Regions from separate parts of the Mus musculus genome. Here region 2 is linked to region 1. A link is a loop called in an ENCODE intact Hi-C map of the cell type or tissue named here. Cell type or tissue: left cerebral cortex. All regions are shown on one strand. Each heading gives the region's core, and the rest is flanking DNA. Links, peaks and the distances in the headings are about the cores only.

Evidence for each region. Hi-C counts contacts between places; a loop is a spot of excess contacts. Peaks named below come from ENCODE experiments on the same cell type or tissue, not always from the same donor. Only the 100,000 strongest peaks of a DNase experiment are listed, where the experiment ranks them.
Region 2: a loop joins it to region 1, with 2.9 times the contacts of the local background. A loop is called at or near these places in 3 of 42 quality-filtered maps.

Annotation. Positions count from the first base shown.
Region 1 is chr4:58,909,601-58,914,971 of GRCm38, forward strand. Ecpas (Ecm29 proteasome adaptor and scaffold) reads right to left here and starts at 3,149. Exons shown (of 49, transcript NM_172381.3): 1 at 2,876-3,149. The coding sequence starts at 2,897. In left cerebral cortex, for the core only: a CTCF peak has its summit at 2,804; DNase peaks (open chromatin) are centred at 1,668, 2,061, 2,391, 2,669 and 1 more place; H3K4me3 peaks cover 2,925 bases; H3K27ac peaks cover 2,430 bases.
Region 2 is chr4:57,948,817-57,954,187 of GRCm38, forward strand. Txn1 (thioredoxin 1) reads right to left here. Exons shown (of 5, transcript NM_011660.3): 2 at 2,981-3,085; 3 at 2,023-2,082. Among named protein-coding and RNA genes, the nearest start is that of Txn1, 4.9 kb to the right of the region's middle. In left cerebral cortex, for the core only: a CTCF peak has its summit at 2,248 (motif pointing right); no DNase peak of the experiment used is centred there.

The DNA of each region.
Region 1 (5,371 bases), core at 125-5,124:
AAATGTTAATGTTAGTGTTACAACAGAAACCCAAACACCATGAGACACGTCAATTTTAAAATACATATTATTTCTAATTGATATCAGATGACCTGATGTCTGCTAAAATGGTACTAGTGAGATTACAGAAACTAATAATTATTGACAATAATATGGAGAAGTGAAACCCTTTATGCAGTGTTGATGGGAGTGTGAAATGGCATGGTCACTGGGAAAAAGACAAATGGCAGGCTGGGAGTGTGACTGGTGGCAGAGCACTCACATACTAGCACTTCATACTAATGTCAAAGGCTCTGGCTTCAATCCCCAGAACCACAAAAGTGAAACAAAGAAAGCGGCAGTTCCTCAAAAGTTAAGGGTTATTCCCAAAAGAACTGAAAGGAGGACCACTGCAGCATTATGGATGGCAACTAAAATTTGGAAGCATTCATCCATAGTAAGATGAATGGATAAGAAAATGTATTACATGCAAGAGAGAATTATTCAATCTTAGAAAGAAAATCATGGCAGATGTTATAGCAAGGATAAACTTTGAAGACATTATACTAAATTAAAAAAAAAAAAACACAGCCACAAAACGGGGTGGGGAGTGGGGGGGAGACAAACAGTGAAAAGTTATATGGTGAAGTTCAGAGACAAAAAGCAGAAAAGTGGCTGCCAGGGGATTCAAGGAAGAGGAGGGAAGGAGTTGTTTAACAATTACAGAATTTTAGTCTTGAAAGATGGAAGAATCCTGAAGATGGACGGAGGTGGTGATTGCACAACAGAGTCCATGTACACAATGACCCTGAACTTCACACTTAAAACATGGTTAGGATGATAAATCTTGTGATGCGTATCACACCACCATAAAAACACTGAAAAATAAAACTGAGAAATTGGTCTCTTCAAAGGTCAAGTGTTGGTTCCATTGGGACTGTGAGGCAAACACTCAACACTGTGGCCACCTCCATCTACCTCTCCGTACCGGAGACCTCCCTCTTCTTGCTCTCCTCAGAGTCTCCTTTCTTCCCAGAGCCAAACCAAACGCGTACTTCAGCTTCCAACCGAGCAACTAGCACTCCTGCTCCACCAGTTCAAAGCAGCATGGAACTTAATCCCTCTAAACGTTTATGCCTCCTCTTTGAAACAAGGGATAATTCCTACCTACCTGCCACACAAGGTTGTTATGAGGGCAAAAGTGAGATCACGTTCATAAAAGTAGCTTTCAAATGCCAAGCACCAAAGAAACATAAATTAAGTTTAACTACTTTCACATGGCGATTGAGACGCTTTAATAACATAAGCTTCACAAACATACGCTTACAACACCTCACCCATGCTGGCATTTAAAATACACATCATCCTCAAATAACACCTTTCTTTGTTAGTCTTTACTGAAGGGCAACATAGGGGAGTAGGTTTCTCGTAAATACCCTAAAGCATTTGAACCAACCACCCAAAACGCAATCGATTATCCTACATATCTCACGAAAACTGAATATTTATGACCCCAGAATAGGCTGACAACATCCTAGAACTACACTTCCCACAAAGCATAGAGTGGAACACGGGCAGCAGGCTGGGCGGCCTGGCATTAAGGGCGACCACTGCTCCCAGCGAGCTTGGATCGTCATCCCCTGGAAAATCGCAACGCTTGGCATGGAGTGGGACTCTCTCCTTTCTGACAGCTCCGTCACCCTCGTTTTGTTTTTTGTTTTGTTTTGTTTTTCTGCCATTAACAGCGGCCCTATTGGCCTTTACAGCTTCAACCTGAAAGTCATCTCCCATCTGTGACCTTTCTGCCGATTCCTTGGAGGTGCGGGAAAGGCAACCCTCTCCCCTTCCCCAAAGCTCCACGTCCAGAATTCGCCCGTCAGTCAGAATCAAGGGACATGCGGGGGGTCTGACGGAACGGACGGGTGGACACAGTCCGACCTGGGGGCGACAGGCCGCGCGCCAGCTCCGGTAGCAAGCCAGGGGCCCGGGATCCCCCCAAAGCCCGGGCCGAAGCAGATTTCGAGCAGGGGTAGCTAAGCCCGGGGCTCTGGTTTCAATTTCACGACGTGACATTGCAAACCTGCGGCCTACGAGCGCCCGCGGCGGCGGCCCGCGCCTGTTCGCCCGCCCTCCCGCCAGGCCTGAGCCCCGGAGCCCCGTGCCGAGACCACCGCACACCCACTTGCCCGGCCCCGCGCCCCCCCAGCCTCCCGTGTCTGGCCGGGCCCAGCCCCGGTCCTGCGTGGAGTTAAATCCCGCTCCCAGCTGCAGGCTCCGCGCCGCACTTACTCAGCTCGTCCTGGGAGGCGGAGGCGGCGGCCGCAGCCATGTTGCGCCCGGGAGCGAGCGAGGGAGGGGCGGGCGGGCGGCCGGCGAGGGGGGCTCGCGGCCGTCGCCGTGCCGTGCCGTGCGGTGCCGCGCCGCGCCGCGCCGTGCCGCAGGGGCCCGGAGCCGCCTCGGGTCTCTCACGCGGGCCGCGCTGCGCCCTCGAGGCCCGCCCGCTGCCTGCGTCCTCTGCGCTGCGAGCGTCGCTCTCGCCGCGCCTCGCGAGCTCGCGACTCGGGAGCTCCCTCTCAGCCTCGCGCCTCGGAGGAGCCGCTGCCGCCCGTGCGGCCGAGTGACCGCGCGGCGGCTCTTCGGCTCGGCGCCCGGCTTGCTAGCCTCACGCCGGCTCTTATATTTAGAAAGAGCTGAGCCATCCTCCCCCCTCCCCCTCCGCCTCCGCCGGCCCCTCGCGCGCCCGCTCGCCCGCCCTCGCTGCCTCGCTCGCGCCGCGTCCTGCCCACCTGCCGCCGCCAAGCTTCCCCGGCGCGGAGCGGGAGACGCAGACGCGGCGGGCCAACCCCTGGACCTGAGCCTCATTCCCTCAGCCGCACGCAAGCACGCGGCCTCTGACCTGAGTCGGAGCCGGTCTCCATAGCCCGGGATGCTGCGGCGACCCAGCGAGGTGGAGGACGGGCCGGGCCCGAGGAGACGCGCGGCCGCTCCGGAGGAGCCTGCGTGCGGCCGAGCGGAGCCGGGCTGTCCTGGCTGCCGCGGAGAGCTTCCCCGCCCCGGGCTGTGGCGTTAAAGGTCTGCGGCTGTCACGTCCGCCTGGTCGGAGCTGGAGGAACACGCGCCCGGACGGAGGAAGAGACGCGGACTCGGAAAAGTAGAGCGGGGCTCGAATCGGAGGAGGAGGAGGAGGAAGAGGAGGAAGCCCCGCCCTGCGCCTCGCGCCCAACTTCTCGGCCGCCGCGCTGACTCAGGCCGGGCCTCCGAGCAGCCCCGAAGTTAAAGCCCAGAGGGACCTGCACCGAGGGCTCACCCTGGGGGATGCTCCCCTAACGTTAGCCTCCCGAGCGAGCTGCGAGCCAGGGAAGGGCCGGAAACCACGATATTTGAGCTACCAAGACGTGCTTTAGAGTCCTTCTTCTTAACCCGAGTTTAGTGGCAATCCCAACTTTTAACTTTAAGCCTCTCGTTGGTCCATGAGGTCGTGTACAGCTGCAAAATGGAATTCAAATCAAGGGCTTATATGGTTACTATAAGAACAACCAAAAAAAAAAAAAAAAGAAAGAAATTAGGTGCCAGATCAAAGACATTTTTAGAGGAAAAGAAAATAATCGAGACCCTAAATGAACTGAAGTTGCATATATTCCCGCAAAATGGAATCCCTAGGGCCCTAGATAATGCCTTGAAATTTGAATACATGCGGCTCCCAATGTAACTTAGGCAAGTACGAGATAGCAACAAACACTGACCATGTTACTTCCTGTATTAATTTTACATTTACAAAGAAAGTTACATTATCTTTGTCATTATCATAAAAATAAGAGTCCTTCCTCCTAGTTCAGCTACCTCACCCATCTCACACCCAAGAGAAAAATTATTAAATGTAGAATTTGTTGATGCTTCAAGACCTAGTTCTGCACACATGTATAGCCCCAGGTTCAGTTTGGTTCATAGTGATAAAACTTGGATATGGTCTCTCTCTCTCTTTCTCTCTTTCTCTCTCTCTCTCTCTCTCTCTCTCTCACACACACACACACACACACACACACACACTCCTTCCCTGCTGCTTGTTTTGCCTAATGCTGGACTTTGGGACAATAATTAGATCCTGAGAGTCTGGCCTAATCAGAGGTTAATACTGATTGCACAGCTCCATTGCCCATGGAAAAGCAGGAGGTGGGGCTAACTGAAGGAAGTATATCACTGGAGGTGTGTTCTTAGGGACTGTGTTGCAATGGCCTCTTCCTGTCATTGCTGTCTGCTTCGTGTTTGCCGTGAGAGGGGCTGCTTTATTTCATCACACACACCCTGCCACGTGTCCAGCCCCACCTCAAGTCCACAGCAATGGAACCAAGTGACCATGTACCACACCTCTGAAACTGTGAGCCAAATACAGTTTTGTTTTTTTACTCATTTTAAATGGTCATAAACTTGTCACAGTGACAGAAAAGCAAACACAGGTGGAGTCCAGGTTCTGGGTAAATGTTTTCAACCCCCACAAACACTTTCACTATTAATTGGAAGAACTACATTACCATTTGTTAATGACTTAATAGTATATGTACCTTCTCCCCAGCCCCATTCCCATATCCCCAATCTCACCCTACTCTCCAGATTGACTAACTCCAGACTAACTCCACCCTCTCCCTCCTGGGGACTTGAAACTGACTAGATTTGTATAGTGCTCTGAGCCTCAGTGCTTTTTTAGTGGACATTCTTGCTCTTTGGTTTGGCATTTCTTCCAAAATAAATGCAATGACCATTTATAAACAATACTAAAGTACAGAAATGTCTCTCCACCCCTCCCAGTACCATTGTCCACTACTCCTCAGAAAGGATTCAAAACTTGTCAGCCGTTTGATGCATACGAACTCTCCTAGTTCTGTACTCTATAGTAAAACACTCTAAATGTCATGAAAGGCTGGCTAAGGGTCTTTTTTTTATCTATTTAGGTGTTCAGAGATGGCAAGGATAGAGGCTGGAGAGATGGCTCAGTGGTTAGAAGCATGGTTGCTCTCCCAGAAGACCCTTGTTCACTTCCCAGGGTCCAAATGGCAGTTAACCATCTGTAACTCAAGTTCCACAAGATCTGACTGACACCTTCTAACCTCTGCGGGCACTGCATGCGTGTGGGGAACAGACGTGCATGTGCAGACAAAACACCCACACACATAAAACAAAATCTCAGAAAAAAAATAGTGGCAAGAATAGTTTCCTTGGTGTTAGCATCTCTGAGCTCTTGAGCAGAGGCTTACTAAGTCAGAGGTGTACAGGCCTAGAGGTATATGACTCTAAGCTTTAAAAGGCAGAGGCTTACACTATACATGTAAGTATATGTAAGTATATATAAGTACATGTAAGTGGTTCAGGTCAAAGCAAGCCACAGCCCTCAAAGTCA
Region 2 (5,371 bases), core at 117-5,116, 960 kb before region 1:
TCCATCACCGGCTGTGCTGAAGTCCCTTCTCCATCCCTAGGGTGAGCGTTAAAACACTCTCACAGATACACAGGCAGAGGGCCCAGGAGACTTCAGTGCCTGTAGAATTATCTGACAGGGTCAACTGATCTAAACCAAGAGTAAACATCTCCTGGCTAATTAACCATATAGCAGTGGTTCTCAACCTTCCTATTGCTGCGACTCTTTAATACATTTCCTCAGGCTAAGGTGACCCCCACCATAAAACTGCTACTTCATAACTAATTTTGCTACTGTAGAGACTCGCAATGTAAATATGCGTTTCCCGATAGTCTTAGGCAGCTATGTATGAAGAGGCTGGGGATGGGTACTACGGACAGACTAAGTTTGTGAAAACAGAGAACAAGAATTTTCTTCCCCCGACAAGCAGGTTATGCCCTCAACTTCCTCCCTAACTCTATTAGAAGAGTAACTTCTTAGCCATTTTACAAAGACAAGTGATAGACAATTACAATGGAGTATCCCTTAGTCAAAATGCTTAGGACCAGGTGTGTTTTAGGGTTTCTAGGTTTCATAATATCTGCACAGACTTTCAAAACTGCTTGGATCTCAGACCACTTTGGATATTGGATGCTCACTACCTATAAAAGCAGTCACGTTTCACCAAGTATTTAGGAGCCAGGCACTCCAAAGGCTTCATAATTACGGTCTTGCTCAATCTGGATTGTGACACTGGACAACACTGCCATTTAGAGGATGAAAGCAAGGCACAGAGAAACAACCCAAGCAAGCCTCCACTGTTCATAAGGGACAGGCAACCAGCAGTAGGGGCACGGGGTCCATCTCTTCTTGTACCACTGTAGGCTCAGAAGAAAAGCTGACTGAGGGTATAGCATAGGTAAATGAAGAAGCGAAGCTTGTGACTATGGTTTAGCCAGGTAGGAAAGGACAGGCCGGGGAGACACACAAGCGAAGACAGGCCAGAAAGTGTACTGAGGACAGCCATGCTGGGGATACTGGGAGCCTGAAGAGGACCTCTGAACACCTCATGTGACCCTCCCGAACTTTTGCCAAGCTGATGGCTAGGTACAGAGATCTCATTATAGACTGAGAACCAGGGTTGAAAAAGATGGGAGATTAGCTTAAAGCAGAACCCAGTGAGACCAATACCTTTGCGGCCACCCCATTCGCTAACTTCTTTCTGTCCCAGGGCAAGTAAAAGCACTCACGCATCCTTCCTCGGGGCCCTGGTGCTCCATACCACACAGGCCTTTCCAGCCCAGTGGCCTGTGTGAGAGCAAAGGGCATATGCTAAGAAGCTGGGGAGAGTAAGAGCCAAGGGCAGAGGAGGTATGCTTCCTCATTTTAAATACTGGCTCTGCAAGAACAAGTCTTCTCTGTCTCAGCTTTCCCATCCCTAAAGCAGGGCAGCATGGGGAACGGGAGAGGAACGATATCAGAATGTGGAAAGTATACAGAACAGAGCTGAGTGCACAACAGGCATGAACTTGCTAAATAAAGCCAGGCTGTGAGTTTCCCCTTAAGTTCCCCCCAGCTCTCTAAGGCACCAGGGTGACTCTAATGTTTGTTGTAATGCCAGGGCTTTCTCACCGATTCAGACCAAGCATACGAATAACAATATTCTTTTTAGAAAGAGCCCGTGGATACAGTTCCCACACACGAGAAGTTCAGAGCACCTCAACAGTGGCCTCACAATTCCACGATGCCACCTAGTCTACTATCTCTTAGAGCCAAAGTGAACTTATTTCCAGTGATCATCTGGGGGCGGGGGGATGTAGAATATAGGCCCCAAAGGCCCCCACAGGCTGCGAGTGGTGAGATGCTTACTCTAGATGTGCAAACACAGCTCTCTGAGTGTCTAGGACCACACCCATAACTGGCACACGCCCTATTCTTCCGAAATAGAACTTCTTAGAGTCCCACTTCTAGTATTACTGGACGTTTTTATTTTAAACAACAGGGTAGACTCCAGTGGAGGCCACTGTGAAGGTGTTTGGTAGCATCCGATTTCGTACTACGTACCTGGCAGTCATCCACATCCACTTCAAGGAACACCACATTGGAATACTTGTCACAGAGGGACTGGAAACATTCAAACAAACCAAGAAGCGTTAGAACTGGATAATAGCATTCAACATAGTTAAGCGTCTTCAAAGGAAATGTAACAGAGATTAAACATTTATTTAATTTTAGCTTATGCATACGGGTGGTTTGGTTACATGTATGTCTGTACACCATGGGTGTGCCTGGCGCCTGCAAAGGCCAGAAGAGGGCGCTGAACACCCCACAAGAGTTATAGAAGGTTGTGACTCTCCCATTTGGGTGCTGGGAACCAAACCAAAGTCCCCTGCAAGAGCAGCCAGTGCTTTTAACCACTGAGCCATCTCTCCAGCTCCATACACTTATTTTGAAAGAACTTATTTTATTTATTATTGCATTATTATTGATGTAAATGTGTACAGGTGCATGTGGAAGTCCGAGAGCAACCTCTGGGAACTGGTTCTGTCTTTCCAGGGTGGGTTTTGAGGATCAAACTCAGATCCTCAGGCTGGCAGGGTGAGCCATGTGTCTTTTTTTTCCCCCACTGAGCAATCTCACTAGCCAGGTCTAAAAATTCAGCCTAGAGATGAAGCAAGCGCCAGGGACACAGCTGTCTCTCAGTCAAGTGTTCCTAAGAGTAAAGTAATTCGGCACTGTAACTTTGAAGGCCGAATTTCACACTAGGCCCAGGTATCAAATCAGGGAAGGGGGGGGGGAGATCCTGGGGCAGGGGACAAAATTATTTAAGACAACAAAACTCCCCAAAGTTGTCCTCAATGAACTATATTACGTAAGTTTCCATGCTAGTACTACTTTTAAGCCAATGACACAGGAGAATAAAATAAAGCAAACAGCAAACTCCTCGCACCCATTAATTTCAATCCTTTTCTCTGGCTTGGGTCTACCACCCAGCCTCAAAGCTCACTGCTACTCCACTCACATGGAAGAAGGGCTTGATCATTTTGCAAGGTCCACACCACGTAGCAGAGAAGTCCACCACGACAAGCTTGTCTCCCGCGGCGGCCAGGGCCTCCTGAAAAGCTTCCTGCAGAGGGAGAAAGAAACACCTGTGTTACACATCATATACTTTCACTTTCCGTGAGATGTGGCCAGGTGCCACCACGCCTTTAAACCCAGCACTCACGCTGGAGGCCAACATGGTCTACCACAGTGGCCAGTTCCAGGCCAGTCAGTGAGGACCCCCCCTCCCCCATATCCTCCAAAAAGACCCAAGCAAACATGCAAATCAGCAACAAAGAGATATTAAGTACAAAAGATGAGGTTCGGCTCTTCGGGCCTATCTTTTAATCCAAAGCAACCACATAAAGTGGCCTGAAAGGAATCCTGCACACAGTTGGCATTATTATACTTGATCAGGTGATATAAGCAGAGTGTATTGGTCTTCAAGTCTTCAGGAATATGTATAAGATATTACGAACTGCCTAACCTGAGGTGGTGTATGGACCCAGGGCCTGGCACCTGCCTCTGAGTTACATCCTTAGCACATAACCAACATTTACACTAAATACAAGAAAGGGAAATAGGCATTTGTGGTAAAAATGTTTACCCTTTAAAATCAGTTCTGTGATAGATAGTGGATTCTTAGGGGGTTGGTGAAAGGAGCCTCAAAAACTGAAGAAGCTCCACAAGAAGACACAGTTAAGCAATGGGGAAGTCACAAGTTACTTAACCAAGGGTCAAATGAAGGCAACACTTACCGTATTTGTCTAGAGTAAAACATGGGAAAACCTCTGACCCCAAGGCAGAGTCCAGGAGAGCAGTCTCCTACTCAGCTCATCACTAGCATAATGTCCTGTGTGTTGCTGTGTTAAGATTTAATTTGTGTGTGTATCTGCTGGTGCCGAGAGGGGTCTTGGGATCCCCCCTAGAGCTGGAGCCATGGGTAGTGGGTACTGCCTGAGGGTCTCTTAACCACCACGCCAGCACTCCAGCCCCTTCTGTGTGCTTTAACCAGGGCCTATAGAGTTGGGATCTTTCTGGTTTATCCACCTTTGGCTTTTGCCCTATGGATCAAAACTCTGTTCTTTACATGAATCCAAGTTTTGGTTTCTCAAGAAGGAATTATTCTGTCATATGAAATCCCCAGCAAAAATGATTAAAAAAAAAAAAAAACAAACCCTCACTGCCAACCTCTCTGAATTATTTACTAAAAGCCTTGAGACTGTAACCCTAGGAACCTAACAGTCTAGTCACCAGGGACTCATTCAAACCACCATTAGTCATGGAGAGTGACCAAAACCCAAACCGGGGCAACAAAGTGAATCAAAGCAACACACACAAGTTGTATCTGAAGCCAACATTTCCTTCTGGGAAAAATGCTGGTCAAATTATTTAGCAAAAACTAAGACAAATTAAGAATATTATATCTGGTCCAACAAAGGAAAGTAAATATCTTATAACCACACACACACCCCTAGTTAAAACCTAATGCATTTTCATGGGGGTATACTTACTTTAATTTTAATTTATATTTACTGTTTCTTATATTTGCATTTATTTATTTATGAGTATCAGTGTTTATGTCTGCATGTATTTATGTACATCACTTGTGTGCCTGGTGTCCTAAGAAGCCAGAAGAGGGTATCAGATGCTCTGGAACTGGAGTTAGAGATGGGTATAAGTGACCATGTTGGTGTTGGGTATTGAGCCCCACCCTACCCTATGGAAGAACACCCAATCCTCTTATCTGCTAAGCCGTCTCTTTGGCCCTGGATACAGTTTTTAGGTTTTTAATTTCTATCTCACATTTTTTTTTCTTTCAAGGAAAACAATCACATGTCATTTCTGAGAACACTACAGAATGGCTACGACAGCTTCCAGAGACGTCTAGTCAGACTTGCCCATCAAATCCATGTCTGGGTGTGAAGAGCGGGCAGAGCAATGGAAACCACTGTTCCCAACCACCACTGGTTGTTGCAGATAATTCTCTTACAAAATCTCCCCTTATGTAATTATCAGAGGCCACAGCACCTATTCTTTATTGTAAGACACAGGTCAAGGTGGTATGGCAGGCTGCTCTGATGACACCCACATCTGGACCACGATTGATCCTCAATAAGAAAAGAGTCATTCCAGAGCCAGAGCTGCCAGAAACACGCCCTGCGACGCAGGAGGAGGAGTCTCTAGGGAGCGGCCTGGACCTTGCTCCTTAGCAGTCACCTGGGGTACCGATCCAAATCCGAGGGTCCTTAGCTGGGACCTGAGTCCCAGTTGATGAGATTACATGACAAAACAGGGCAAACTGCATCTCAAACACTCTCAAGGTTTACCCCCAAAAGCTATGAGGCAAAACCAAGCAACACTACTCAAA